2 separate regions of the Homo sapiens genome follow, and region 2 is linked to region 1. The links are chromatin loops, found by intact Hi-C in ENCODE. Cell type or tissue: K562. All regions are shown on one strand. Links, peaks and the distances in the headings refer to the core of each region. The heading gives the core; the rest is flanking DNA.

Region 1 (16,050 bases), core at 4,972-12,971:
CACCTGTAAACTCAGCACTTTGGGAGGCCGAGGCGGGCGGATCATGAGGTCAGGAGATTGAGACCATCCTGGCTAACACAGTGAAACCCTGTCTCTACTAAAAATACAAAAAATTAGCCGGGCGTGGTGGCAGGCGCCTATAGTCTCAGCTACTCGGGAGGCTGAGGCACGAGAATGGCATGAACCCGGGAGGTGGAGCTGGCAGTGAGCTGAGTGGGCAACAGAGTGAGACTCCGTCTCACAAAAAAAAAAAAGAAAAAAAAAGAAAAAAAGAACCAAGTTGGGTCTCCTTGGTTGGCTGTCTCTTCACAACTAATGATTCTCCTTCAAATGCTAGACCTTATGATTTGTAGTGTTTTCACAATGGAGGTGATTCTCTTAGCCTTTGTGAGTGAAACTCCAAGAGCTATATTAAGAAAGATATGAGTGCTGAGGAGGCAACATAGCTTGTTGAGAGATGTGGGTGGTGTAGGGTAACAAACTTGGGCTTGAATCCTAGCTCTACCACTTATTAATTTCACAGTGTAATTAGACATTGGATAACGTGGATGATTTTGTTTTGTTTTGTTTTTTGTAGAGATGGGTCCTTGCTATGTTGCCCAGGCTGGTCTCAAACACCTGGCCTCAAGCCATCCTCCTGCCTTGACCTCCCAAAGTGGATAATATTCTTATTGTCTCTGTGCTTTAGTATCCTCATCAAGAAATGGAGAAATGCCAGAGGATTGCTGTGATGATTAAATGAGAGATGCATACAAAATACTTTGCATGGTGCCTGAGACAGAAAAGCATTCAACAAATCTAAGCAAAAGTTTGATGGCATGTGATAACTTGTAGAGAAAGAGGTCCACTCTTACAGGTTTTGATATCACAAAAACAATATTAGTACAGCAATTTAAGATTTTTTTATTGATGTTTAACCTGTATACAACCATACCCATTTTAAGTGTACAGACAAATGAATTTTGACAAATTCATTCACTCATCTAATCATCACTATAACCATGATACAGATTTTTATCACTCCAAAAGTCCATCCTGTGCTCTTTTCAAGTCCATCCTCCTCATCTGATACCCCAAGCCACCATTGTTTTGCTTTCTGTAACTACAGTTTTGTGTTTTTAGAATTTCATATATGTTGAATCATACCATTTGTAATTTTGGGGTCTGACGTCTTTCACTCAGAATAATGTATTTGAGATTTATCTACATTTTGCATGTATCCATGGTTTATTTTATACCAAAGCAGGGTTCTATTATGTAAATATAGGTACCACAATTTGTTTGTCAGTTAACCTGTTGTTGAACTCTTGGGCTGTTTCATTTTTTGGCTGCTATGCATAAAGCTGCTATGAATGCTTTTTTGTGGACTCATTATTTCTGTCGTGTAACTATTTTTTAGTGTAAATGTAGAGTCATATGGTAAATATATGTTTAACTACATAAGAAACTGCCAATCTGTTTTCCAAAGTGCTTGTACATTTTGCATTTTCACCAACTGCAATGGTTTGGATGTGGTCTGTCCCTACTGGAATGCATATTGAAATTTTATCCCCAGTGTGGTGGTGTTGGGAGGTAGGCTAGTGGAAGGTGTTTGGGTGAGGGAGATGGATCCCTCAAGAATAGATGAATGCCCTCCTACAGAGGTGAGTAGTTCTTGCTCTGAGAGAATGAATTAGTTCCCATGATAGCAAGTTGTTAAAAATGAGTTTGGCTTCCTTGGCTTCTCTCTCTTGCATCCTCTCTCACAATGTGATCTTTACACACACTCTCTCTTTCTGCTTTCTGTCATGAGTTGAAGCAACATGAGGCCTTCATCAGATGCAGCTGCCCAATCTTGACTCTTCTAGTCACCACAATCATAAGCCCAATAAACCTCTTTTTTAAAGTAAAATATCCAGCCTCAGGTATTCTGTTATACCAACACTAAACAAAGACAGCAACAAGGCATCAGAGTTCCAGTACTCCACATCTTCCCGAACAACTGGAATCATCAGTCTTTCTAATTTTCACCATTCTACTAGGAGGCATACAATTGTACTTTAATTTGCATTTCTCTGATGACTAATGATGTTGACCACCATTTCACATGCATTTGGCCAAACATGTATCTTCTTTTATTATGTGTATGTTCACATATTTTGTCATTATTATTTTTTGCAAATAGTGTAGGTATTTTTCCCCAGTCTGTGGCTTACCTTTTTAGTTTCTTAGTGGTGTATTTTGAGGAGCAAAAATTTGAAGTTTGATAATATCCAGTTGGTTAGTGCTTTCTGTGTCTCCTCTACAAAACTGTTGCCTAACCCACAGTCATGAAGAGTTTTTCTTTGTTTTCTTCTAAACAAAGCTTTACTGTTTACACTTAGGTTTATGATCCATTGGATTCAATCTTGTGTATAGGTGAAATAAGGTTTGAGGTTCTTTTCTTCTATATGGATATCCAATAGTCCCAGTATGATTAGTTGAAAAGATTGTCCTTTCCCATAGAATTATCTTGGCACTTGTGCCAACAATCAATTGACCATATGTGTCTATATGTAGACTTTCCATATGCTCTCCCACTGGACTATATGATTGTATGTTGGCCGATTCCATGTCTTGATTATTGTAGCTTTTTAGTTAAGTATTGAAATTGCACAGTGTAAGTTATCCAACTTTGTTCTTTTTCAAAATTGTTTTGGCTAGCTAGCATAGGTCTTTTGTGTTTTCACATACATTTTACAATCAGATTGTTAATTTCTATTTTTAAAAAAAGCTTGCTTGGATTTCAATTGGGATTATATTGAATCTGTAGATCAATTTAGGGAGAATTACATATTAACAATATTGAGTCTTTCAATCCATGATCATGGTATATTTCTCCATTACTTTAGGCTTCCTTTAATTTCTCTCAACACAGTTTTATAGGTTTTTAGAGTACAGATCTTACACATATTTTGATAAACTTATCTCTATTTTGTTTTTGATATTGTTGTACAATAATTGTTTATATGGTTATTTCATTATAATAATGATCCTATGAGGTAAATATGAGCTTAATTTATTAGTTAACAAATGCAGCTCAAAGAGATCAAAAGGTTGGCTTAATATCATATGATTGGCTAATCCCATTTCTGGAAATGTATCTTGCAGATATACTTTCACATGTTAAAAATGACTAGTACAAGGTTATTATTGCGGCATGGTTTATCATGATAAAAGACTGAAAAAACCTTGAGTGTATCCATGAGACTTTATCAGTGATATAGCCTTAGAAACAGTAGGCAGCTGTATAAATGAATGAAGAAGGTAACTATGTATCTATATAAAAGGAACTGCAAAATATATTAAGTGAAAAAAAGATACAGAATGTTATACATAGTATATTTTTTCTTTCATGTACAATATGGGGTAAGGTAGGAAATAAGGATACATATTTATATCTGTTGCAAATTGCTTAGAAAAACTCTGGAAAGATACATGACACAATAATAAAGTATTTACCTCTTGTTGGGAGGCATGAGGACTGGATAGATGGTGAATAGAGTGGAAACTTCATTCTGCATCATTTTATGTTTTTTAAAAAACTGTGTAAGTATATTACCTCTGAGACTGCTGATTTCCTCTCAGTGTCCATTTTTCATTTCTTCCTTTTACAAGTAGGACATCCCCCCTGAGTTTTTGGAGGGCATATCCTAGCCTCCTCTGCAGCTAAGTACATTCCTGTGACTGAATTTTTGCCAGTGGAATGTGAACACAGGTGACTTATATTATTTCCATGTCACTTCCTTAAATGGAAACTAATATCTTCCACTTTCTTTTCTTTACCCTTTCCATGGGCTAGAATGTGGATATGGTGCTGGTGAGACTGTTTTGATCAGAGTAGATAAGGTAACAATCGGAAATAAACATCTAGGCTGGGTGCGGTGGCCCACATCTGTAATCCCAGCATTTTGGGAGGCCGAGGCAGGTAGATCACCTGAGGTCAGGAGTTTGAGACCAGTCTGGCCAACATGGTGAAATCTCATCTCTACTAGAAATACACAAAAATTAGCCGTGCATGGTGGCTTGCACCTGTAGTCCCAGCTATTTGGGAGACCGGGGCAGGAGAATCACTTGAACCCAGGAGGTGGAGTTTACAATGAGCTGAGATCGCACCACTGCACTCCAGCCTGGGTGACAGAGCAAGACTGTCTCAAAAACAAACAAACAAAAAACCATCTATTTTTCTTTAACCAATGACTCTTGGGATATTCCCATTACAGCAGCTTCGCCTATATCCAAATACATCAACTTAAAAATTTTGCATAGCTCATGATGTTTGACAGTGTAGGAACACGAACGCAAGTGTCCTGGCTTCCAAGTCCATGTTTTCTCTGCTGATGAGTAGGAAGGCAGTCTTGCAACGGCTAGTTCGTTATCTTCCTAAAGTGTGGAATGATGACTCATGAAGCATAATCTGCCAAAATTCATGATACCAGCCAACCTACAGCCACTTCTGCTGATTCAGATGGGACTCAATAAAACAGACAGAAGTAAGGTGAAATATAATGCTGATGACTTTTGAAATCTCAGCCTGGAAAGAGAGAATTAGTGGTAAAGCAAATTGAACTTGGGAAAATTAACAAAATGAACATAATCCAATAGGTATCGGTACATGAGGTAGCAAGGAAATTATGACTGAAATATTATAAGTCAAGGAAATTTTATCTCATTCAAAAGGAACAAGTCTACAGTAAGGGAGATGAGGGTGCAGAGTAACCCCTGCATCAGAGAGTTATTCAGCTGGTAGAAATGGACAGTGGTAGAATGGTAGATAGCAAATAGGACGAGACAAAAGGTGAGAAGGTGTAAGTGACATGGCTGTCAGAATATACAAGTGCATATGATTCTCTTCTAATTCAGTGGCAGTATCTAGTATTCAGAGGGACATCCACCACATAAATTTTCTAGGCTCATGAAAAAGAATAATAACTGTCACCACAATGACTGGCCACAGGGAGAAAGGAATTATCTGAGAAGGAGTGATGCCAGAGCCAGGGGAAACTGACCCAGCTCCAGGGCTGGCTGCCAAACAGAGTGGCCAGCAAGCCAAGTCATCTTACTCTAAGGAGCATGTCACTTCACAGGACATACTTATTGCAATCAGATTTTTTAAACAGCGTGCTTTAAAGAGTACCATAGCCTATAAGAATGGAAATGTCCCTGCAGGCTTAGATAATTTTTGCCTTTAAAAAGAATACAAAGACTTTTTTTAAATTTATTTTTTTGTTTTTCAAGTAATACTTGCCACAAGAGGGTGAACAAGAAAGGATGGAAGCTACTGCTTCGTGCTGATGACATAATGCTATCAGATGACAAAGAAAAGGTAAAACTCAAGTTTTAATTTATTTGTCTCCTCTCCCAAAGAGACTAATGTTTTAATGAAAAAAGGTAGAATAAACATGATTTAAAGGCTACTAAAATCCAGCATGGTAAGCAAGCAATCGATTGCTTTAAATGAGTTTCTAGGCCTAAATGAATTATCCATGCAAGAGATTTCATAAGTGATCGTAAAGGTAATTACTCACTTTCCAGAAGCCAGAGAAAAATAAGAAATGATAAAAGATTGAAGAAGGGCAAATATTGTCTTGATTTTCAAAGATAATAAAAAGTGGTAGGGGCAAAGAAGAGTCAGAGTTATTGGTAAATTTAACATTGCCTAACAATTTTCTAGAATGATTTTTAAATGCATTTTTTTAACAAAGAAAAGAAGAGATAATCACTGGAGCCTATGTGAGTTTATAAATGACGGTTTCAATGTTTTTGCCTTCCATGTTTATCAGAATCTCAGTGGATCCTGTATCTTGTAAACTTGCTGAGTTCATTTATTACTTCTAATGATTTTTTAGTGGATTCCTTAGGATTTTCTGTATATTTGTGTTATCTGTGAATAGAGAGTTTTACTTTTTCCTCTCAAATGTAGATGCATTTTACAATGTTTTAATGAACATTTTTACATATTGTGTTGCAGAAGGAGTTCAGGATCAGTCAGTTCAGGACAGTCAGTTAAACCATCCAAAATTAAAGTGGCAATAGCTAACTTATCACCTGTTTTGTGTGTGTGCTTTTGTTTGTTGTTGTTGTTGTTGTTCTGTGACTCAGTCTTGCTCTATTGCCCAGGCTGGAGTGCAGCGGTGCGATCTCGGCTCACTGTAACCTCTGCCTCCCCGGTTCAAGTGATTCTCAAGCTTCAGCCTCCCAAGTAGCTGGGATTACAGGCGCCCACCATCACGCCCGGCTAACTTTTGTATTTTTAGTAGAGATGGGGTTTCACCATGTTGGCCAGGCTGGTCTCGAACTTCTGACCTCAAGTGATCCACCCACCTTGGCCTCCCAAAGTGCTGGGATTACAGCCATGAGACACTGTGCCCAGCCTCCTGTTTTTCTTGTATCCCTTTATAATTAATCATTTTTATGGTAGTCAAGAGTGATCTGGTCTTTGGGTTCTTTGACTGTAAACCACAGAAACAAATCCTAGATAACTTAAGCCAGAAAATAAAAAAATAAATTGTAGACCCCATAAACTGTAACAATTTGCCAAAAAGTAAAAAATAATTTATGGCCTGCATAAACTGTAACAATTTGTATTGTCTTTGTGTCTCTTGATTCAAAATTCAAATGTAACAGCATCTAATTGGCCAAGCTTAGATCACATACTTTCTTAAGAATGTATGTACTGTGGTGATGAAAGGAAGGGTGTGATGGAACGTCTCTTCAGGAGCCTCTTATTGAAAATAAATTAAATTAATTTTTTTGGACGTGAGATCTTGCTATGTTGCCCAGGTTGGAGTACGGTGGCTGTTCACAGGCTCAATCATAACGCACTACAGCCTTAAACTCCTGGCTTTAAGTGATCTTCCTGCCTCAGCCTCTTGAGTAGCTGGGACTACACCATGCTACCACAGCCAGCGAGGAACCTCTTTTTTTGGTTTTGTTTTGAGATGGAGTCTGGCTGTGTCAGCCAGGCTGAAGTGTACTGGTGCGATCTCGGCTCACTGCAACCTCCACCTTGTGAGTTCAAGCTATTCTCCTGCCTCAGCCTCCCGAGTAGTTGGGATTACAGGCATGCACCAGCACATCCCACTAATTTTTGTATTTTTAGTAGAGGTGGGGTTTCGCCATGTTGGCCAGGCTGGTCTCGAACTCTTGACCTCAGGTGATCTGCCCGCCTTGGCCTCCCAAAGTGCTGGGATTACAAGGCATGAACCAGTACGCCTGGCCCAGAACCTCTTTTTTAAGAGGCATTTACTTTTTACCAAGTTGAAACATTCATTGGAAAAGCTCTCCAAATAAATTGGGGTTCAATTAAAAAGGGAATAGACCCTAAATTACTAACAATGCCAAATATTCACTATAGCTGTTTTCTAAAATGCAAATTTTCTTTGCTTAAAGACCTCCTTGACTCTTCATTACCTTAGTATGGCAATAAAAATTATTCATTTCCTAGTCTTTACCCTCATCTCCAACTCAAAATTTATTGAATATACCAGACCATGTGACAGAAGCTAATAGACAAAAAAGCACTCTTACCTTGAGACATTCATAGTCTAGTGACAGAAGCGTGATAGTACGACCACTTCTTGATTGCTTAATATGTCTAAAGCAGAGTTTACTGGCAATAATAGCTGGGGTGGCCATAAGTCCTTGTTTTTCCTATTGTCCTGACATCATTACTATCAGCACAAACCCCCTTTTCCCAGCCTCAAAAGTTTCTCAGTTTGGACAGAAATTATAGGTCATTCTAATAATAATAATACAGTATTTTCTCAGTTAACTCTCAAAACAATTCTGTGAAGGAATGAGATGTTCATTCCTACTGGATAATGTGAGTAGAGTTTTATAAAAAGACTATCTGCAAAGGTATGTGCAAAATGAAGGGAAACCATAGGGGTTTACTCTGGGTCACCCTAGGGAGGGATACTGGCTGCTTCCTTTGGTTGAGGGAGGCAACCAGCCTGCAATGGTGCCATAGTAAGGGAGCCAGGGGGGAATAAATAACCATACTCCTTCCTCTTTGTTCCATCGCTGTTGCTTCCTAGTGCCTTCACTCAACTGGAAGCTAGAGGGAAAGAAAGTCTCTTGAGTTAAGGCTCCAAAGGACAGACAGCAGGTTGGAGAGTGGATCTGGCTAACAGAACACGTCCTCCCCCAGGACTCACTGTTACTACCCTATTTTACAATAGAAAAAAAAAAAATGAGATGAAAGTTTAACTTATTTGATATAACAAAGCTCATAAGTGATCATCTGTAGCTGAAGTGCCAGGTTCTCCCCACTCTGCCACTCTCTCGCTAAGGCTCCAACATTCTAGCAATGCCAGGATACCCACCCTCCCCATAGCATCTTCACATCCCAAATGAGATGTTGGAATATGTAACGTTAAGTTTTGCTGATTAGAATAAACTAACCTACCCACCAAGGTAGGGCATTCACATTCTTACAATCTAAGCAGATGAGTTTACAGCATATACATTCACAAAATAAATAAGTAAAAAAAAAAAATTTGATAAACAAATTCTACAGTCTGTTCTGGTCAAGATAACACAGTTCCTTTGCAACTGCCCTTACATCCGGTTGGTGGTGTGTGGAGCCCTCTTTTCCCAGGCCTTACATGAGGCCTCTGGTCCATGGGCAGTGCTGCTGCTGTCTGATCCTCCTTATGGAGAAAGGACAAAATGTCCATGTACCAGAGCTGCAGAAGAAAGTATTTGTCTTCCCCCTCCCTTTGCACAGCACCCATCTGTGTGTAATCTTATTATTATATATTTTTTGAGACAGGGTCTCACTGCGTCACCCAGACTGGAGTGTAGTGGCGCGATCTCGGCTCACTGCAACCTCCGCCTCCAGAGTTCAAGCGACTCTCCCACCTCAGCCTCTATAGTAGCTGGGACTACAGGCAAGCGCCACCATGCCTGGCTAATTTTTGCATTTTTTTAGAGCCAAGGTTTCACCATGTTGGCCCACCTCAGCCTCCCAAGGTGCTGGGATTACAGGCGTGAGCCACCGCGCCCGGCCCATTTATGTGTAATCTTAATTCAACACTTATTGAGCGCCTACTGTATGTTTGGCATAAAATGGTGGTCCCTAATTTCAAAAGATTTGGAGTCTAGAGGGCAGAAATTGAAGAGGTTGGTGCTCTGCACGTCTGAGTCCGCCCACAGACTGAATAAATAAGCTCTGCGTCGGCGCCCCTCACCTTTCTTTCATGGCCAGACTTTTCTCTGGCGGTTCCACAGCTGTCCTGACAGTGGAATTCAGACGGGGTGACCAAGCCCCTAGCCCACCTACCAGCGAAATCCAGCATCAGTTCCAGGGCAGCCGGACCCGCGCCCGGGGACGACTGACCCTTAGCCCAAGGCTGCGGGGGCGTCGGAGTCCTGAAGCGCAGGCGAGGCAGGGCCAGCGGGACAGGGAGACTCAAGGCCCCAGGGGATCTGGGCGTTTGAAGACTCAGGTCAGACTCTGAGGCGCCCGTCTAAAGAGACCGGTTGTCTTTTCCCTAATTCAGGAGGCCAGGCTGTCCCTTGGGGCGTCGTACCGAGGGCAGATCACAGCCCTTCCCTCCTCACCACACTCCCTGTGCTTCCACCCAGCTGGTTCCCCGCCCTGTCCATCGCTGTCCTCAATCGCTTGTTGTCGTGGGCCCCCCTCTCCGGCCCACGTGGGGCCGCAGGGATCCACAGCTCATCTGACACACCTCGCTGCCCTGCACGCACCGGGACCCCTCCATTCCGCCGGCCCCTCAGACACGCAGTAACACCCCAACATCTGCTGGGAAAAAAATCTTCCCCACGGCGGAGGAGTTCTCAGTCCCACGCGCCCAGAGTCGCACCCACTCGAGCCACCCGCCTGTTGCCGTCGCCACGCCCTCCAGCCGCAGCCCCAGCGCGCATTCCTACGGGTCGCCGGGTCTGTCGCCAGCGATCGAATGAAGTCGGCTGATCCCCCACGTGTGGCTGCTCCAGTGACACCCAGGGGAGGCCTCGGTCCTTACCCCTAGAGCAACCAATGGCTGCCTTAATTCTTCAGCGGGGGCGTTCTTTTTCTTCCTCCCAAGCAGGCGGCCGTTGGGTCGGCCGAAGGCAGCAGCGACTACTACGGCTCTTCCTCTCCAATGGGATCCCCTGTCTGCCCGCGCGCCACAGTGACAGCTTCCAGATGCCTGTCTTTAGTCTCCCTTCTCAAGGGAAGCGGTGGGCGACCGAGGTGCGGCCTGGAGGGCCCCCATGTGGGAAGGGAAGACTTGCGGAAGGGCAATTCTTCCAGTGCGGAGACGAGGAGGCCAGCCCAGCCGCACTTCGGTCGCCCACCGCTCCGCCTGGTGGTCCGCAGCCCCTTCCAGGCCGGCTTCTCCGGGTGGGGCGTGCTAGTCCGGGGCTAACTTTCCGCCACGTGCTGTCCCTGCGACCCGTCTCCCCCGGTCGCCCTTCCTTCTCCCGGCGGCCGCTGGAGCTGCCCGCTTCGTGGAGCCGGTGGCAGGCCCCGGGGCTGGGAGCTCGCGCCCAGGCTTTTACTCAGATTCCAGCACCTGATGGAGCAGGGGGTGGCGGCCAGCGCACAGGCTGTCGGCATCTCATGGCAGCGGAGACGGTCGTTTGGGGACGGAGGGGCGAGCCCCGCGGCCGGGGCCAGTGGAGCTGGGCTCGGAGCCCGCCCACCATCCTCCCGCCCACCACCGCGGCCGGGCGCGCAGGCTCACACCCCTTCCTGGGGAAGCGAATGGTCCCTTCCAGGCGGGTGGCCATGTTGCTCTAATAAAGCGGGAGGGGCGGCGGCGTGGGGGGAGCAGATGCCGCTGGCTGCCAGCGGGACGCCGGCGAGCAGAGCGCAGCCGCGAGGGAGGCGCGAGGGAGGCGAGCCGGAGCCCGAGCACTAGCAGCAGCCGGAGTCGGCGTAAAGCACCCGGGCGCAGCCGGAGCCGGTGCCGCAGCTGCGATGGCCGTGGCCGTGGGGAGACCGTCTGTGAGTGCTGGGGCCTCGCCTGCTGCTCCTCGGGCGCCGGGTGGTCTCTGCTCTGGGGCGGGTGCGGTGAGGACCACAGGGGAGCCGGGCGGGTGCTCGGCCCCGCGGCGGCGGCGACGGCTGTGGGTGTGTGCACGAATTTGGGCGCGCGTCTGGGGTCGGGGTTAGGAGCCCAGGGGCTCAGTTACGTGATGCAACAGTGGATCGCCTCGTCGCGCCCCTCTTCTGGGAATGCGAAAGAAAAAGGACCCCTCTCCTGTTCCCTTTAAAATAATTCTTTGAGGCGCGGCGTGTCTCAGCCGCCTCCCTCTGCCCGCGCACCTCTTCCCTCGTGACAGCCAGAAGGGCGCCGGGTTCGGGGCTTTCCTCCAGTCTCCCCCGCGCCGAGGGGGCGCTCAGGGCATGGGAATTGCGAGCTGAAGTGCTGCGTGTGGCACTGCTGTAGAAGCAGGTCAGAGGGGTGGGATTTCCGTGGTGGCCTCCCCAGCGCATTGTGAGATCCCGGACACCCTCGGGCATCCACCCGGCTGAGCGGGCCCTGCCCAGGATGTGGACAAAGCCCCAGATAACACACACAAAGTTTTCTGGAGGCTCCCTTGTGGTGTGGGTGGAAGGACTGAAATGTTCTGCGGCTGAAAGGCCGGGGGCGGCGGGCTGAGGAGGCTGGGACGCGAGGAAGAGGAAGGGCGGGCGGGTGCGTGAAGAATCGAGTGCCCCACGGCGGGAGGGAGGAGAGTAGGAGGGAGGAGATACCTTTGCCCCGAGTGTGTGGGCCAAGGCGCCGCGCCTACTGGGTTGCAAGACTCGGTCCGCGCCCCGGGGCCGGGCCGGAGGGGAGCGGGACTCCGAGGGTGCGGTTCAGTGGCCGCTCCGCATCCCCAAGTGAAAGGCGGAGGAAGGGGCGGCGGCGGCCTTTCCTTTTTTTTGAAAGGAGCGGAGCTGGGTGGGAAAGGCGGAGTCCTCCTGTTTTCCCTTTCCCCTTTTCATCGTCGATGTTCACAGTCCACTCGCCTTACTGGCTTTGGGGGCGCCTCGGGCGATGTCTTTCCCTGTCTATCACCTCCTCTTCCCTTTTTCTTCTTCCCTTTCCCACAGCTGTGCAGCTGCAGGTGGTGGCTCGGGAGATTTTGTAGTTACAGACGAAAGACTTACTGAGATACTGGAAGCTCGGAAATCCCAGAAATGCAAGGCTGTGCTCTCAGGCTCCCGGCTCTTCCCCCTCTCCCCGCCTAACTCCTCCCCAGATACGCGCGCCTTTTGCACCCTACCCCCTCGGGAGAAGTTCATGGGTCCCTTTGCGGATTCTAATTCGATTTGGTGGTTCGGCTGCCCGCGGTGCTTTCAAAGACGTTTTCTGCAGTCAGAAAACACAGCGGTCATATCGAATCATGACTGTCTTTTAGGCCTTTTCAACTCTACGATTTAATGACATGGCTCTTTTAAGAATTCTGGTCTTCTTTTGCACATAAATTGTGCTCTTGATAATTAGTGGTCACATGTAGGTTATTGTTACTGAGGGAATTTGCATAGTCTCTGGGCTAGTCGTTTTATTTTTGGTGAGAAAATTGAGGTCTATAGAGGTGAAATTTATCTGGTTAAATTACTCCTCCCCCTGCCCCCCATTATACTTATTAGCAGGCATAGATTCAGAGAACTAAAATAACAATATCTGCTTTAGATAAATTGGCAAACGTTTAGGATTGCAAATATTCAGTGGGGGTGTTTGGCTTTTTCAGTAACACGTATTATTGCTGGTGCATTCTTGAGGGATGGAGGAGGTGGAAGAAATAATTAGCTGCACATTTTCTATAAATTAGTTCATATATGTCAGTTAAATAGGAACAGTATGTGGATTTAAGGTTTAGTTGTGTGGCCGTAATCACATCCAACACCAAGTCGGCCAACCATATGTGAGCTTAATCCCACAGAATTCTTATGTTAGACCTCCCTCTTCAGATAATAGAGGAGATTTTTTTTAAGTATACGTGCACAGAGGAAGTGACTTCTTTCTGCGCACTCTGTTGTCACTGGAATTAAAATTAAATTACAATCTAAAGACAGAAGACTTTTCTTTTGGAAACCTAATGTACGAGTGATTAGGAATTGACTATAAAGTTAGAAAGTCTACAGAAAATATGTGATCACATTTCACAGATAATTGTTGAATCCTTTCACTTTGTTCATTGGGCTATTGTCTTAAGTGTGGTCTCTGCAGTTATGGCTTTAAAACAAAGTCAATGAATGGGGAAGACTCTTGAGACACAGCTCCATGGAATCTACACTGCACCTTTAAAGTTAAGAGTTCTCTGGCCCTCCCATTTCTTATCTAGTCTGTGATTTCACCAAAAGAAAGGAAGGGTGCGCTGAGGGAAAAGAACCACTCCGAAGTTGATTTATGTGTGAATGGAATTTCCCTAGGTATTTAATTAGATTTTTTAAAAAGTTATTTAGGACATATATCTCCTTTTGCGATAACTACCTCTCCCCGCCAGACTGAAGAAAAATGCAATCTGAATAACTTACCCTAAATTTTTGATATTCTTGAATGGGAACATCTGAGTGTGATATCCCAGGTAAATATGACATTTTAGTGGGCAAAAATGCTTACATGTCAAATGCACTATTTTCTATCTTATGAAATGGTTATATTCTGTTACAAACCATTCAAACCTCAAGGCTAAATTCAGGTAAGTTTCTTAAGTGGATTTGTTGTTGACTGCAAAACAAAGCTTCAATTTAGTGTGATACTGTTTATTTCAGTTTTAATTTTGATCCCTAGCTTCTCCATTTCCCCACTGATGGTTTTTGGGCTTAGCCCTAAGAAGACCCTGAAGCACATCTGCTGTTTGCCTAGTATAACTGATGATTAGCAAGAACATTTTACTCCCAAGGGATGTGTCTGCATTTTGGATGAATTAGCATTTTTGCGTCCAAATCCCGGGGCAGCTATTATCTTTATTTTAAACAGAACATGGCAATTTACTCTACTTGGGAATCAGGCTTTATGTAGCTGATGGCCTCTCCTAAGCTGTGGTGTTCATCAGTTTAAAAACTCTAGGAGTTGAAAGGAACGTTAGAGGTCATTTGGGTTAGCCTGCTCCCCAGTGCAGAAATATTTCTTACTTTATCCCTAACAAAAAATATGTGTTTAAACTTCACTGGTGGTGGAGATTTCCCTATGATATCCTTCAAGAAATGCACTTAATTGCTGTTTTATCTGTTGAGCTGAAGGAAATGGAAAACCAAGTTTCCATTTGCTCATTTAACACCATTTATTAAGCACCTGCTATGTGTCAGGAACTTGTTCTAGGTGTTGGGGATATAGCAGTGGACAAGTTTTCTTCTTACCAGGAGCTTTATTGTTTGAGAGATTTGGTGTATTAAAGTGACAGACTTCAGTGTAAATGTGTAAATCATTTAGGGAGAAAAGGAATTATATGCCTATTGCTGACTCAGCAAATATGATTCAGGTGAAGGATCATATCTGTCTGGGGATAATTATAGGCAATTCTTAAAGATGAGGGCAGGGAGTGTGGGAAGTGGAGGAGTACTGCCAATAAAATGTTACTTTCCCTTGTTATAAAATTGCCATTTTTGTGACTTGAAAATGTGGCCCCAGATGGATGGCTGTGGTCGGTGTGCCTGGAGAAACATGAATGGAGCCAAGAAAGGTCCAGGGGAGGGCCACCTAAACAATAAAGGGACTGTCATCTCAGGTCAGTTTTCAAAAATTAGAACTTTTTAGTCAGTGATATAAATTATACATACTGAGGCTCTATAAGCAGTTATTAAGGAATGCAAGAAGTTTCTGAGGTACAATAATCTCTCCTTTTAAAATCTTTCGAAAGTTATAGATTAATTTATCTTTTAAATTATCATCTTTAAAAATGATGTGTCTACATTACAGTGAAAAGGAGACCCAAGGAATTGATTAAAAGAACAAAACTGCCCATAACCCACTATCCTGATATAATAGTTCTTAGGTGTTTAGTCTATTTCACCACTTTTTTGAGCAGACATAACCCATCTTGTATAAACTGCCACCTAGAAACCAAACTGTGTGCCTGAATGAGTCCTGTGTGACCATTTGAATAATACTCTTAAAATGAAGGAAGTGGATGCTTAGTGTTTGGGCATGGGCCATCCTATGTCTGCAAAAGGAACAAATGATTGTGGGACTCTGCTGTTTCCTTGATTTGGATGGCCTACTTGATTGATTGCCAGCAGACCAAGTGTTTATATTCTACCCAATGATGATGTCACACTGATCATGATCATCGGATTTAGACTGTGGCGCAGCCCACAGAGTTTTCTGTGCCTGTGTTTCTCTTTATAGGACTCTAAATTTGGTTGGGGATAGACGCTGCTCTTGGATTTTATCATTTTATTGGGATCCATCTTTCATAGTCTTAGCTAGACCTGTCTCAAATGGGGTTAGCAAAGCTGAACCATTATTTAAATGAAACCCAACACATCTAAAGCTTCTATACTTTTTTCCAAGGAGATCTACTTTACAATATAATTGATAACCTCCCCCGCCCCCTTTTTAAAAATCTGGATTGACAGAAAACTCTCAAATAACAATACTTCCCCTGACCCACTCATGCCTGCTGGCAGCCCATCAATGCAGCAGCTGTTGAACATAAAAACAATACTTGGGCTAAGGTAATAGAGACAGACTTCTAAAAGGAATTTGCTGGGCGATCTAAAATGAAATTCACATTGTTCCAGGCTTGACCTGAGATAGAAATCAGGAGTCTGTTCCCTGATATGACAAAGCCAAGGCACCAGAGCCACCTCTTTTTAGGATCGACGCCAATGAGTGTGAGCACATCGCTCAAGCCAAATGGCACAGGAAGTCCAGTTCTGTGGACACATTCTGCCCACCTGCTGAACTGTGACTGGGTAGGATGGAGTGTGAAACATTGAGAGAGGGGTAGGCTGAGGTGGTGAGGTGGGAAAGAGACCATATTCTAAAAGGACCATTTTTCTGACAAGTGGGAGCTTTGTTTGTTCTTGTCTGTGTGTGATTTCTTTTTTATTTATTTATTTATTTTTTTTTGCATTTTTAT
Region 2 (16,050 bases), core at 4,143-12,142, 260 kb after region 1:
GTAGAAGGGGCTGAAACATCTCAAATATCAACTTCCTTTTAGAACAAGATGTGGAGTAGTGCAGGATTTGTCAATGGCACTCCCGCCATTCCTAAGGCTGCTTATGTACTTCTGAGCTTTGGCCTGATGCGTGTTTGTCTGTCTTGCAACTGGCCTCACTCCAATCTGAACTCCTGATGTCTCTTAAAGCTTGCCTGAGAACCCAGCTTTTTAGTAGCTCAAATCCTTACTATCCCTTAGGATAGCATTACTTTGAAAATCCTCAGTTGTGCCAAGACCATTTCGGATTCAACCTATTTTTGGGGTTCCTGCTTAGTGTCTAGTGTCTACCTAGAGCTGCTTGATGCCAGAGGCTAGTGGCTTCTTTACCAGGAAACTGATGGTAGCCATGTCACTTCTTGGCATCAAACCTGTCTAAAACAGTCCCTAGCTGAAGACGACTTTCTTCCTAATTGTCAGCCATTCAGATGAGAGAAGTTACAGGTGGTCGAAGGTGAGAACTAAGTGATAGAAACTGGAACCAGGTGTACTGAAACTCTTGACTCTAGGAGAAACTAATTTCTTGAGGGATTTGTTAAAGGTAACTTATCAAGACCCACTTCCTCCCAATCTACACAGATTACATGTTTAATTTGGGCCAGTAACTTTTAAGTCTTTAGAATCTTGACATAATCTAGCAAAGTAAGACTGCTCTAGGTGTGGCAGGAAGCATGTAAGCAGAACCCCTTGCTGGCCTGCTGCCGCAAGGAGCCCAGAGAATCCCCGAGGCATTGGAACAGTCTGAGGGGTCTAAACATACTTTTGCTTATTGAGGTGCTTGCCCACTAGAGTTCTCCGAATCAGTCCCTGATGAGGGAGGTGCCTCAAGCTTGCAGCTGTGGTCACAGGATTAACTTCTCAATTCTCAGGCTACCCATAGGGAGATGCCATATCTTGGTTTAATCCTGTTTCTGTGGCAGATTTCAGCTTACTGCTCACACTCTGGGTCTCACGGCTCCTATGACATCAGTTTCAGTACTGTAGGTCTGATCTTCAGTTGGGGGTGGTGCTGGAGAAAGTGCTCTCACTAGGGAGCTGGGCCCTCACTGTTTCTGAATCCTCTGATCCATAAAGCAATTGTAGTGTGCCTACAAACGGGCCCTCTGACATCTGACTTTCAAATGGTTGGGATCTTTTTCCTCAGGGAATAGATTCTTTAAAAAAGCCCCTGAGTGAGAGCAGAGCGGTGGCTGGAGGTTATTCGGGCTAAATGGTTTCTCCGGCTGCCACCCAAACTGAAATGCTTTACCTAGCAATGGTCATGAGGCAGGTGACTGGAGCAAGTAACTGCTGGTAGCAAACGAGCCTGTTGAAGCATTTGTGCAGGACTGGTCTGACTGGCCTGGAGAGATTAGTTAACACCCTTGCACACTGAGCACACTCCAGAGGGGAGTCCCTGCCCTCCAGGAACTTACAACGTAGCTTGAAGGAACATGAAGACCCAGCTGTAGCTTGTTACTTAATGGCAATAGAAAATGGGTGAGGGAGTGCTGGCTGGGAATTGGAACTGACTTTCAAGTCTGGGTTTTTTCCTGTGAAGTAATTCTCAATGGAGTAGACTTCAGCTCTGGCCTAAACGCTACATTACAGTGCCTTTGTGTATCTAAATTCTGGTGTCTAATCTGGAATAACCTTTCCCAACTATGTGACAGAAGTTTGGGCGCTCTAGGAAGCATAAAGTGAGGGGGATGGAACTTGTCTTCAGTAGGTAAGCCCTGTAGATGACAATGTGGTCTTACTTCCTTAATGTGGTGGCCTGGTAGAAGCATGGCTAAGTTGAGATGGGGAAGAAGCCTAGGAAAGCCCAGGATGACTTCTGGTCTATTTTACTGCTGAAACAGTCTGGAGAACTTGTAGAGATGCAAAAATTCGTCATGATCAACAGGACAGTCAAAGGGACCTAATGTGCCATGTGTCTTTGGGACTGGGGTTAGGAACTCCCAGATAGAAGGGGATGTGATATAAACAGAACAGTCTTGTGATTTTGTCTAGTTCTGAAATCACCTCTTTTTAAAGAGCTCTCAACTCCTATCTGCAAATGTGTTTGGAACGCTTCCAGATCAAGTTCTCTGTGCATCCTCTTTAGAGGGAATTTATAGGAGCCTCTAGAACAGTGCTGAGACACACGAGCCAAAAGTATAAGCCATATATAGTCAGTCCCATTAAAGAAAAACGAATATCTTTAACCCAAGAGATGCTTATTTTGACATGTAACCCAGCTTATTCTTGGTACTGAGCCTGGTATGCATTTTAAACTTAGTGTATCAATTGAGATGGGTCCTATCAAGTGCTCAATGAATAGTGGTTATATTGGAGAGCACAGCTCTGGATAAAACATAACTTTAAGTTTTTGTTTTTGTTTAATTCATTTGTTACCGCTTTAGGGAAATGCTGATCTAAAATGACGGTAGAATGTAGTGTCTGTATTGCTGTCTGAGTGCAAATCCTTGGAAACTTCCAGGAACTAGTAGGCTAGAACCACTTGTATTACTTGGACTTTGTCAGAATGACTGCCTTTGTGTAAAACACCATTCTGTCAGCAATATGACCATTTTCCATACCCCTAGCAATCACTTTGATTATTGTGGGTAAGCTTTGTCCTGGCATCTTCTATGCCATCTATATCTAAAGCACCCATTCCAAAGCTCATTTTAGTAACTTATTTGTCCTGAGCACGGGAAATGGGAAGAATACAAGTAGCTCTCATTCAATATCTTCCAGTTTTCAGTTTGGGTTACTGGTATTCTTTAGATCCTGGACAACACACTGAGAGGTTACAGGTGTCTAGAGATCAAGTACTTGAGAGCATTTAACATCTATGCTGTAGTGCCCAATTCCTATCCCAAAAGCTCAAGCGCCCACAACTCCCCTTCCTATTATACCTAAATCAGGCTGGAGTGTGCTTTTCAGTGATGTGCTATATTAGCTTTCTAAGCCAACAGGAGTATATACCTTATTCAATTTACTTGGACTTGATGTTGATGTGTTACCTATAAGGACCAGTGGTAAACACCTGAACCTAATCAAACCTCATCTAGAGAGGAGGGGGCAGTCTTCTTGTCTTCAACACAACTGCTTAACACTTATTTCTACGGAAACTGACTTGGGTTGGATTGGGGTTTAGGACAGCTGGGATGGCTTATCCGGGAGGCATGTGATTTTTGCCAAGAAGGAAGTTTTTGGTCTTGTGGAGTTATCACAGGAAGGTAGATGGGTGTCCATTCCTCTGACCTGTGTCAGAGCTGTGGGGAGGCTGAAGAGCAGGAAAGACAGCCCCAGGCTGAAGCTGGGCTGGGCTGCTGCAAGGCCAGTGTCTGCAATTAGGGAAGAAAGGCAGCAGCCACCATGTTTAAGAACTTTTAACTTGGCTCTCTCAGAATAGAACCCCTTGGCATATCTAGAAAGTAGGAAGCTGTCAAATCAGTAGCATTGGCTGTGCTGAAGCAGTTCCCTTGGATTTGGGGGCAGTTGACAAAAATACTAACCAGAACATGGACCAACTTGTTTATGAACCCACTTGAGGCCCGGAGTTAACTAGGGCCATTACCTGGAAGCTCCTGTGCTCTTCCCCTCACTGCTTTCTCTGTATGATGCTAGATTATTTGTGACTGATACTGAGGGTAATGAAGAATCTCAAACACTGTCTGGCTTTGTTGTGTATGACATTTAAGTGAGCCAAATACTTGAGCTCCTCTGGCAAGTGTTCTGCTTTAACCAATTAGCTTGTATAACAGACTTGGCTATCTTGTCACTTGGATTTGAGTGTGATGGAAGAGTTGTTTCCCTCACCTTGTGTGAGCCTCTACCAGCAAGTTAGCCTGTTGGGGAGGCAACTAACACTTTATGGTAATTGGAGCAGTCCTTCCTACAACTGTCTTCTCAACTTGATCTTAGTTACTGTTCTCTTAGGCAGAACTTGCCCATATTTCACTTACCAAGGAGTATTTGGAAAGTTTGTCTCAGAATAAAAACCAGTGATTCCCTCGACTCAGCAGCAAAGGCATCCAATGTTTCACCCAAGCTAAACTTTGGCTATTACTCCAGCATAAAAAGCACTTGTCTAGGATGAGTCTGCATATGTCCATCCTGGTCTTGAGCTAATGCGACATGAACAGTTTGACCAAAGATGAGCTTGAGACTGGCCAGACATGTGACCTAATGGAAGATAATTATTGTACACATACACCTGTAACTGCCCTTGAATAATGAATCAGTCTTGACGGAAATAAAGCCTAGCAACAGCAAAGGACCCAATGCACGGGAAAACTCGCTGGTGTCCATTTGACTTAGGCTGAGAGAAACATGCTGAACTCCCAGCTGTCAGTTTGTCACCTGCCGTGTAATATTTCAGTGACTATTTTGCTTTGTCCAAGACTCCATAGGATTTGAGTGCATAGGTAAAGACCCTCCCTGGTGATAGAAGCTTCTTCCAGTAGATACTCAGTCACAACCATGATTCAGAGGGGCTTTCTTGATGTCTTAAATTTCAACACGTGGAATTGCATTTTAAAGTTTTTTGCTTATGATCAGGTACTAAGTGGATTGACTGCATTTTGTCAACTTTACTGGTAGTAGGCATGTCCCTAGTTATATGGGGACATGTACAATTTGAACTAATAGATCTGTTAGCTCATAAGAAATCAGAGTTCTCACAAATGCTAGCTGTTGCTTGCTATTCTATTCTCCACCCACCCCCACCATTTGTAGGAGCTGGGTATCTTTAGCATGTCTTTCAAAGATTTCTATACCTCTCACAGGGTTGAGAAAGACTTGTCAGATCAATAGATGAGACACATTCCCAGATGAACTTGGAAGTAGAACTATAAACAATGCCATGGGTATCCCCAAACCTATGCAACATTGTTTTGAACCAACACAGCCTCTACAGGTTGAGGAAGCCACACTTATTGGTATACTTCATAGTGAATTCCCCACTGCTGTGCAGTTTCTGCTCAAATTTCTACTAGGTGGTTTCACGTCACTTCCAGTTACCATGCTTCTGGTCAATTTGGGGTGGATTTTTAAGAACACTCTGGTTCCATATATAGCCATCTCTTTGGGTTCTCTCAGCATTCTGGTTCTATTTTCATGTTCATACTAGTTACTTTTGCCTAATCTTATACCACTTCCCACCCACCTCTTGTCATCTTTTAAGGTTCTATTTCCCTATCCTTAATTCTTACTGCTTTGCTTTAAGGTTGTTGGGTAGTGAGCTGATTTCCTCTTAATGTCGCAGGCATTTAAGACCATATACATACTGATTCATGAATGTATAGGACCATGGTGACTATGAACAGACCAGTCATGACTCAACTTGCAAAATACCTATGAATGTGGACAAGGAATAGTATGTACAAGAGTCACCCAGACTTGACTTCATGCCATTGTTCTGAATGCTCTCATATTGGTTCACTTATAGGAGTAACTACCTCAGGGTTTTATTTTATAGAGAAAAACTGAGGCTCAGTGTCACCCTCACAATCTCTCAAACCTAGGAAATTGTTCACTTTAGGTTGTTTTGAAGTCTTTCCATATACTACTCCTCTTACAGTGACTTGCTATAGCTTGCCTTGAGAACAAACGTCTCACTTTAATGCTTTATGGTTAAGGGTCAGGTATAACTCGGATCAATAAGCTAAACCTCTAAAATCAAATAGTCGGGTGGATGTCATTCTTACCTTGCTCAACAGGAAGCTAGATGTCTTAAGACCACTCATGCTACAGGAAATGATTGTTTCCCTGTGCTTACCTGGCTCTTGAGTACACTGACTCAAATGTCAACGTGGTGGGTAACATGGGGCTTCTATGAAAAGCTTTTGGTGTGGCAGGGTGTAATGGGTTAAATGTCCTGAGCTTAGTCATGTACTTGATTGTCTATGACTAAATGACCAAATAGACATAAAAAGGGTGGAGTAAATCTGTCATAATTTACAGCATATCTTGCTGTTCTTTTTTTCTCCCTTTTCTCTTGGCCTGTGGCTTAACTGCACCTAACATCTCTCGGGAGTGCCTTAATAAAACCAGTTAAGGACTGCTTGTTTTATACAAGCAATGTATTCATATACCTTCCTGTTAACAGTAAAAATCTAGACTAGCGTAACAATACTTGTCTGATTAGTGAGGCAATTAGTATGTCACCTGACAAACCAGAACTGATAGAAATCTTATTTGGAGGTGTTACCATAATCAGTTTCTATTTAACCTGACATACCTGAGAAAGCATTTATGGGCCGGATCTGCCAGGAATATGACATCTCAACTACTCTGTCCTTGGTGGTTATCACCTATATGATAATCTGAAGCTAAACCTGCACAAGGTCTTCCTTATACAAAGTGTATTGGGACCTGAACCCCAGGTTTGGGTCCACAGCCAGATAACTAGTTCTGCAAGAAGAGGTGTTAGTATGGTTGTGAAAACACCTTCCCCATCCCCTGACTCACCTTCCTGTCAACTGCTTCCTACTGGAATTCCTCATGAATAGGTGGTTAACACCTTGTACTTTGTCCTAAACAACCCAGTTTTGTCTCACTCACCCCGTCTTCCTCTCCAGCTTGTTCAAGTCTCTTGTTCAAGTCATTCCACTTCAGGCCTGTTAAGACTACTTCTCTTGACACAAATCTCCAACCCACAGACTTTCTCATTCCAGCTGTTGCCTTTATTGACTTTATTTCCTTGTTATAGTATCTTTCATTTATTTAACCCCATGGCTTTTTTTCTGGTAAATCTCAACCCTTCGTGAATCCCAAATGTCTTAGTCCTAATACTAGAAAGATAAGGCTTGGCTGAGTTAGACTATGGTAGAACCATGTCTCTAAACTTATCACTGACTTCTGATGTATCTTTCCAACTCCCAAATTTCGCAGAGGGGAGAGAAGCTAGAAAAACAGGGTTGTTGGGCAATCTTGGTAAACTTGGGCCCTTCTAAACATGTAGCTTTTGTTTTATTCTTGTAACAAGTTTTTCCTTGCTTTCAGGTTATAAACGAGTGAGTAAAACATGAGATAATGTCCAGAACTCAGTGTAGCAGGAGTTGATTGATTTGCTCTGGTCTCATATGCTCACCAATTCCTCCACATTAAACCCACCAAATTAAGTAGCTGCCCTACTCTAAAATGGTTCCACCTACTGACTCCTTGTTCCTTTCTGAAATAGTCCTGGTGTCTCTGATTGCTAGAGGCTAAGTCCTGTGACTGTGTCCCTAGCAGCAGCAGGGACTCTGGGAGAGAGCCCTTGGGATAATGGGTCTCGATGGGAGAAACCCCTCAAACTGGGGTCATGAGGCCTTCCAATGTGACAAAGTTCCACAACTATGCTGAACTGGTCCTAAGAAAAGCTTACATGACTGCATGTCTAACCAGCATAGCAGATAGCCATGGCTCACCTGTGCTCTTGAAGACAGTATGAAATTGAGACCAAGTAGCTTACTCTACTCGACTCTGAGTAAATGTTTCAACGGTGTCTATGCTGCTGTGGTAAAGCATTCACTCCAAACGGGGAGCATCCTTACGTCCAGCTCACTTTTCAAGAGTTAGCAAAGTCATGGCTTTGCAACTCAGTCAAGCTTTTATGGTTACTAAGCGCCCCCTGTTGATGGCAGTTTAAAACTGGTTGTGCCCCATGCTTCAAAGTGGCAAGACCCCGTGTGTCTAATTCCTGAAACAGTCCAAGGCTCCAAACATGAGGGCAGGCCCCGTTAGGTCCTCTCTGGCAGCTTTTGCTTCACCCTTGCTTCATTGTTTGGGCCTCTTGCCTCTTCTCCTAAGATGGCTTCTAGGGTTGGCATTATCAACACAATCCCTCCATTCCTTCCACACAAGGCTAATTGCTTTGTTCTCATTTGCTCAAGGTATATGAGAATAAACATAGCTGCAAATCTTGAGCTGGTTTTGAGAAACCTGTTTCCCTAAACACCTTCTTGTGCTTGGATGGAAGGCTTAGGACCTTAGCCTAGTGCCTAGAAATGGCTGATCTTCTAGTGAGTTAATAGGTCTCAACTACAGTTAAAGTTAAAATGACCCCGACTAGCTTTTGAGACTACCTAAAGGACCCATTTGGTTCTGATCTGCCATGGACCAATACTTTGTAAAACACAATAAATAGAAAATGCCAAATTTTGTTAAACCCACACCCTAGCAAACAAAGGGGAAGAAATACATGGTTCGTTGGAAGAACATACAGGTGACAGGTGACGACTACAAATGTACAATGATAGTTATCTAGAGGTAACTGAGGTACATGTTAATGTTCTTGTACAGAATGACTATTGTGCATATAGTGCTTAATGTACTGAGTTCTTCATGTGACAAATAAGCTTGTTTAACCTACTGAATCTAGGTTGGAGTGATAGCAATGCTACTCAGAGGAAAACAACCAAAAGGCTTTGTTTTAATAGCTTTCACAGCAGAGGCCAATCTCACATCCCTCAGAAGTATGTTGACCAGAACAGAAGAATTTAAAGCTATTGTAGCAGAATTGGGGTATATTTAACTTTTAAAATGAAGTAATGCTTTATTTTAAACTCATCTCTAATCCTTCATCACCATCTAGTTACAATGGCTTATCTTAGAAGGCTACAGTTATCTTCCTGAAAAGCAAATGGATTCCAGATGTGAATTTTTCCTATACATAAATCTTTTGATGGAAAGCAAAATCCAATGTTCTAATTCAAAAGGTATGTCTTGTAGATGTGCAATATCAACTACTGATTTATACCATGTGAAGTTATGTAACTTCTATTTTTGAAACACTTAAGTTATCTAGTCTCTGCTTTTCTCTATCTCTTCAATATTACCCAAGGGAAAAGAACCTGGATGGGTTAATGAGACTAGGAACAACTCATGGCACATATGTAGTTAACCCTTCTAGAGAGAACTGCCCTCATGAGTTTTATGGTACTTGTTTTACTTCATGAATGTATATGGAAGGATTGCTCACTGAGTGGGCTTACGTTACTCAATGGTAGAAGACTTGCTCAGCCTAGTTCGGGGGCCCACTTCCAGCTTTGGTCCTCTGATTCAGTGAAACAAAGCTTGTCTGATCTTGATTTCAGGTGTAGTTCCCAATTACTTTCAGAACCCCATGGGGAAAGTGAGGTGAATGGTACCTCAGACACTTAAGCCCTGAATTTCTATGGCAGTCTTGCTGTGGCACACTACCTGCATATTGCTGATGGCCTCATATCCAGGGCTCCACACTGGCATGTAAAAGGTACAGGCCAGTCTGAGGGTCTTCAAAGGCTTTCTAGGTTCCCTGAAAGTGTGGCATTAGGAGCAACAGGATCAGACTCCCCCCGCCCCCAGCCGCCCCCTCCTCCCCTACCCCGCCACGGAGAGGAGTACCACTATCAGGGCAAGACAAACGTGGAACTCGGCCAGGTCCTGCTCCGTATGGAAGTGAGTGTCTTGGGCAGTGGGGTCTCAGAAGCTGTTTGATAGAATCTCTAGGTAAGCCTCTCCTCCCACACATGCTAGTTTGGCACACAATGGTCCTGACTTCCTGAGACAGATGAGTGTCTATAATTTTGGTCTAATGAGAAGGTCCTGGGACATTAAGCATCTTCAGGTTTCACAGTGAGAATTGCAGATGGTGTTCACAGCTTTCCCATACAATACTGAAGTCATTTGTCTAGATGTACTGAGTCCAAACTAGGGATTGCTTGAAGGAAAGACTTTCTCTAAGGTCTTCATTTCGTTTGGTGGGAATGTCAGATTGGGTGGGTTACACTAAGGGAAGAAATGAACTGCTTCTAGCAATACCTCTGTGGTGAAGTCTGGGGAGGAGAAATTAGAGTGGCAAGATAACAGATAGTTGGAAGTCTCTCACTGCTTTCCCGGAAGAAGTAGCAAACATTTTGAGGGGTGAGAGGAACTTCCCAGCACAGGGTTAGAGGAGCTCTTAAACACAGGTAAATTTCAGGAAGCTTTGTGAATTTGACTATGGGGCTGTGGCTGGATTCTTGCTCAGCTCCAATCTTAAATAGAAGGCAACCCTTTACCAGTAGGATCTAGGGAATTTTGGCCAACTTTGTCAATTCTGACCCTGAGCATAATTTTGGGGGGGGTTTCCAAGGTATATGGATGAGTCTGCCTTGGATTAGATTCTGCATCTCGGCCTGTGGTTAGGGGAGTGCTGAATGTAGGCCTGGGGAATGCATTTAAAGGCAATCAATACTAGCAGGGGTAGGAAGAACAACTTCTATGGTGTCAGTTTGGATCCTTTGTAGTTAAGTGCAAGAGACTCAGTGGGGGTAATACTTGGGGTGGGGGGTGGAAGGGAGTTGGAATAGGAGCAGCAAGGGAGAATCTTCAGGTCTTACAGGTGTAACACCTGTGCAAGGAACCAGGGAAGGGAAGAACAGGTAGAGCCCCTGCCCTGCAATATGGGTCTGCAATAGTCTCAGCCAGGTCAAGTAAGTTCAGTACCTTTTCCAAGATGGACCCTTCCTGGTGGGTGTTAATGTGAGACACACAGCTCCACACTTCATACATAGCCTTACTATGTCCATCCACATTCCTCTACCCAAATCTTGTCTCTGACCGTTCAGTCCTTTGTTCCAGGCTGCTGACTGGAAAGTGATGCCATTGAACCACCTATGTATATGTGCATTCTCATCTTGGGCCCTTTGTGATACAAAGTAGCTGACCAGGTATACTGCTTGTGGAACCCGACCCGTTGGGAACCAGGCCAGACACTTGGTTGAACTTGTAGTGCTTTAATTATCCTCTAGTATCTAATTTCGTCATGGGCTAGAATGCAGAATTGAACAGATAAGGACCACCAACCATATTTGCTTGATACTTAAGCATGGCACTAATGTTGACCATCCCCTACAGGGGTGCAATACTTGTGACTTAATATCTTGGCTGGGGTAGGGACAGTTTCAGAAGTTTCTAACTGGCCCTGCTGTGATGCTGTTACTTCACATGGCTAGGGACCCAACGTAGGGATTTATTCAAATGACAAGCACATCAATTTCAATTGTGTACTCAGGGGAAATATTTCTGGGTGGGTCTTCGGACCTAGTGGACCAACTGTCAGCCAAACATCTGCAAGAACTCCATTTCCTCAGTCTGTACTAGGGTATAATTTAAAGCTGCAATCTATTTCTCAAATGGAAGATAGTTGTAACTCCTGTGTGTGTGTACTTTAACTTGTGGCCATAATGCTCTGGGTGTCTAGATGGCAATGTCAACTCAGTTGCTATGCCCGATGGTTCACGAATTCTTTAGTTCAGTGTATATTAACATGGATGTCTGCAGAGGGAGACTTGCTAAGAACCCTTGTCTGCTCAGCTAACCAGGTCCTCCAGCTATATCTCAAGGTCTTGACATGAGAACCCCTGCTTCTGGGAGCACCGGAAGGTAGAACTGTATCTGAGTAACTTCAGTGTGGCAATAACAATCTGGTTAACCCTAAAGGTGTTCCCAAAGTTGGTAATGGGAGGTAGGGTCAGGGAATGAAAGCATAAAGTAAACCTTACTGCTGCTCTGTGAAAGGGGAAGTCTAGAAAAAGCATCGTCCGTATACATGGAACAAAGCTTAAGAAAACTTGCAGCTTGGTTTTGCCAGTACCAAGCTGAGGGAGGGGAGCAGATTCTTACAAGAGTGTCAGCACTTACCTAATGGGTCAGGGAAGACACTGCGTAGTGTTATACAAGACAGTAACATGGTCAGACTGGTATGTTCAACATAGCAACATCTCAAGTAGGAAAACTGACTTTGGGGATTGGAATAGGTGTCATAAGAGTGGGTAGTAATAGACATGATCAGCTTCCAGGCTTCTGGTATGGGCACTGCTGTGTGGTAGTGCCACTAATAGAGGATACAATAGAAGAACAAATCTGGGAGGGGAAAAGTGAGTTGTTACTGTCCTACCTAACCTTAGGATTTAGATCTGGTATAAACCTAGCTTATGATGGGGAGCTCCAGTTTGGGATATTACTTGGTGCGAAATGTTCAGGACTCAGTCTCCCCTGGGGTCTAATAGTTTTAAGTCATGGCCTATTTCTCAAATGCAGAATAGTTCTGTCATAGATCGTGCCTTGCAGTAGAAACCTAGGGTTTTATGTTTGGATTTTCCAGAGGTGTCATGTGGCATCTTCATGCATCACAATTACTTCCAGCACCATGTTAGATCACCTAGCCCAAGCAGTAGGGCACCTTTATGCTGCAACCTGCAACTACTACAGGTATGCTTTTCTCCTGAACTTAAGGATCAGTAAGCTCACTAGATGGTTTTAGAACCATGGCACTTCTCAAGGTATGGACAACATTCTCAGGATGTACCCCTTGTATGGTGCCCTGCTCCTCATGAAGAAAACTCAAACTGCGTTTCTCCAGGACGTTAATTTTGGCACTAGATGCTTCCAGGCATCTGCATCATCCCTTCCAAACTAAGGGAATTTAAATAATTCATGCTTAATGCACTGAGGGCCATGGAGCCCCTGCTTTGGGTTGGTGCTTGCCCTGGTGTGTCCTTTGGGGTGAGTGACCCATGTTCAACTACTGGTAACATGGAACCCTTCAGAAGCTGTCAGGGTGTGGTGCTTCCTCCTACAATGGAAGGAAGAACTAGGGACTGCACACAGGTTTGGGAGGTCTCCAGTTGAAACCATGCAGGCACTTAGAAAGAAAATAGCTCCAATGTGTCTGAGCAAGTGGTTGGAGTGCCTACGGAGAGGTGAGGTTGAACATCTGAGCAGGTGCACATAAGCTGTAGAACTTCTAAAACTATACCGATCTCACCTGTAGCTTCATAGCCACCTCAGACTCGAGTACCATGTCATAGTTACGTAGTACAACATAATCCTAGAGTTCCCCTAGAACTTGGAGGTAACTGACCATAACAGGATTTGCAACTGACAGGCTTGGCTGGTACCCTAATATGCCTCCAGTGTTCTGTCCTGTACACCTATACTGACTTCTATTTCCCTTCTGCTGTGCCTCTAGAACTCCAGTCAGCTTCTCCAGCTACCCTCTTCAACTGTCAAGATTACTTGAGTCACTAAAACCTAAGCATATCGCTTGTGAAACTCTTCACAAGGCTGTTATTTGTTAGAGCTGGGAGAGGAGCTTAGTAGTCTTAGACTCTCCAAAAATTGTTCTGAAGTTTACTCAACCTAGTTTTAAACACTATGAGCTTTCTTACTGAGGCTTTTGCTACTAAGAACTATTTCTACTGTTGGTCAACATAGTAAAATGGCCTGGAGATGAGATGAAGATCAAGGCACCTTAAAAGGATCCTCTGCCCTGAGATCCTGCTATCCTTGACTACCTTAATATCCATTTGAATGACCCAGCCAAAAACTTACCATTTCCTCAGTCTGAAATTTGAGGCTGGATATTGACATTTTGGGCTGGAAAATTCTTGGTGGGGGATGGTCTGTTCTGTGTATTGTGGAATGTTTAGCAGCATCCATGGTCTCTACCTGCTAGCTACCAGTAGCATCCGTTTCCCTGCTGACAGCCGAAAATGGCTACGGACATTACCAAATGTGCTGCGGGGTGGTGGGTGGGGCAAGATTGTCCCTGTCTGAAACACTGCCTCAGATGGCTGGTGCTAACTATCTGCACCATGTCCTACTTGGATTTAATCTTTATCCTCCCAAATGTCCTTAAACATGTATGTAGGCCTCTGATCTCTAGCCCTGGGATCTTTCTCTCCCTCCAATCCCTTCCTTCTGACTCCTTTCCCTTGAGTTTTGTTGGTGAATTTCTGGTTTTACTCCTTTCTCCACATCTTAGCTGACTATTAATTGTAAAGTATCCTGATTAAAACAGACCACTACTGCAAACCTGGTCATAACACTGAAGCCAATACGGGGTATCTGTACACTACTACCTCTCTGGGCTGTGTCCTGCCTAGATACCCCTGCCAAACACTGAGCACCCAACCAGGAACTTGGCGCTAAGCAAACAGACACCCAGCCGACCATGTCCTGACCCTGTCGATGCTTTCAGCTAGCGCTGTGGAAATGTGCTTTAGAGTGTAAACATCCCAGTGGAGCCCCTGAGAACAGGCTCTTCCTGGAGAGGAAAGGCTTCTTTCATAGTCTTGGGGAACCTTTTGCTAAATTACCCTTCCCCCTTTCCCAAGGCAATGTTAGGCTGTTTTAGAGCCCAACTAGTTGTTTCCTAGGTTGGAAGAGTCTGCTAACTGAGGTCTGGTATGATTGCTTAGTATCTACCCCTGTGCTTGCTGACAGAGTATCTCCCAGATTGTATGGGGCACCTCGTGTGCTGGTTTTTTGTAGAGTAGACCTGTTTTTAGAGCCAGCTGGGTTCTTAAACCTTAACCTCTAAGTCACAAAACCTGCAATGCCTACTGTGAACTTAGCTCTCACTTACTCTTGTAGGCTAGTGATGACTCTGGGGATAGCTATACTGCAGGAAAAAGATAGGCATTACTAATAATCGCTTTCTACCATGTTGTAATTGGGTTCTACTACCTGGCCTAAGTAAGCATACTGGGGCGTAGTACATGAACTGAAGGAATGGCCACCTCCATGATCTTGAGGCATCAGGTTGTCCCATCAAAGGGAATGCCAGACCAGAGTAGATTAAGATGACAGCAAGAGTGAGGAGATTTCACCTTCCAAATGGCTTTGGCCAGAGTAAAAAAGGGAGTGCCCTCAAGTCCCTCAATCTGTAAAAGGCAAGCTCCTTGTACCCTCAAAGCAAGTGGTGTTTCCCAATTTGGCTGGATGCTGTTCATCATGGGTGATGCCGCTTCCTGACAGTGGGTTTCAAGACTGCATGTCAGGTAGGATCCAGTGAGGCAAGGGGAAATGCAGTCCATCCTAGTTATTAAGAGGGAACCCATCAGTCATGCCTAATATCAAAGGTGTCAAAAGTTAAAACCGGTCTATAAGGTCCTCTACAGACACTAGGGAATAACTGAGCCTTCCCAGCACCTGAAATGCCACACTAGCAGTGTGAAACTAAATGGCCCTTGACACCCTTCAAGTGGAGTACCCAAAGAGCACTGAAAATCAAGATGGACTTGGCCATGTCCAGTTAGCTCCATGAAGCAATAGATGAATAGCAAGTTTTTGCTCACAGTCTCCTTTCATTTTACCAGTATTTCTGTGCCTAAGCCAGGACACTCCTGCTAAGCATAGCCCTAGAAAAATCTGAAGATGTGTTGCTTGCTTGCTTTCTTTGCCCTATGCATTTTGTGCTCATCTCTGCTTCAGGACACTTTGTCCCGGCTACTCCTCATTCTTTAACTAGATCTGAACATACTTGGATATAATAAAACCAGAAGCCAGTCTTTGCTTCTCCCGACAAGGTCCTTGTGGAAAAAATGGCTTATTTGTATAACTTCTGCCAGCCATGTTAGAAGGAAAAAGAATCCCCAAATCTTACTGTGAAGTGCCTGACATGTGAGCCTCCCCCTCAGGCCTCCAGCTTTATTGAAGTATAATAAGCAAATAAAAATGGCATTTAAGATGTTCAAAGTCACTTTGGGAGGCCAAGGTGGGTGGATCATTTGAGGTCAGCGGTTCGAGACCAGCCTGACCAACATGAGGAAACCATCTCTACTTTAAAAAAAAAAAAAACAACAAACAAAACTGTGTGTATTGGTGCATGCCTATAATCCCAGCTACCTGGGAGGCAGAGGTTGCATTAGCTGAGATCACTTCAGCCTGGACAACAAGAGAAACTCCATCTCAAAGTACAAAGTGTTTCAATATATGCTGAGGTGTTTACCACATTAAACATGTCCATCACCTTGCATACTTTTTTGTAGGACACTTGATGTATTCCCAAACTTCAAGTATATGATACACTACTAACTACAATCACCATGATGTCTGTTAAGTCTCCAGAACTTATTTGAGCCTGCCCTTACTAGGGAAGGTGACTCCTAAGATTTTATAGGCTCCAATTTAGAGTTGAATCATCAAATGTGCAAGCAAACCAAGCTGTACCTGCTGCGAGGCTCTTTTCTCAGGTCTCAAAGCTTTGGGGTTAGCTGACAAACTGAAGTAGCACACCCAAATGCTTGT

Evidence for each region. Hi-C counts contacts between places; a loop is a spot of excess contacts. Peaks named below come from ENCODE experiments on the same cell type or tissue, not always from the same donor. Only the 100,000 strongest peaks of a DNase experiment are listed, where the experiment ranks them.
Region 2: it touches region 1 in a loop (5-fold over the local background); 18 of 110 quality-filtered maps call a loop at or near these places.

Annotation. Positions count from the first base shown.
Region 1 is chr4:76,938,953-76,955,002 of GRCh38, forward strand. SEPTIN11 (septin 11) reads left to right here and starts at 10,800. Exons shown (of 10, transcript NM_018243.4): 1 at 10,800-10,978. The coding sequence starts at 10,952. LOC105377294 (a long non-coding RNA gene) reads right to left here and starts at 10,613. Exons shown (of 3, transcript XR_001741739.2): 1 at 10,011-10,613. RefSeq lists an enhancer at 9,585-9,664 and silencers at 10,575-10,754, 10,785-11,094. In K562, for the core only: CTCF peaks have their summits at 8,591 and 11,364; DNase peaks (open chromatin) are centred at 8,619, 9,999, 10,759, 11,599 and 2 weaker places; H3K4me3 peaks cover 4,085 bases.
Region 2 is chr4:77,196,172-77,212,221 of GRCh38, forward strand. No RefSeq gene overlaps it. Among named protein-coding and RNA genes, the nearest start is that of CCNG2, 47 kb to the left of the region's middle. In K562, for the core only: a CTCF peak has its summit at 7,623 (motif pointing left); a DNase peak (open chromatin) is centred at 7,630; H3K27me3 peaks cover 931 bases.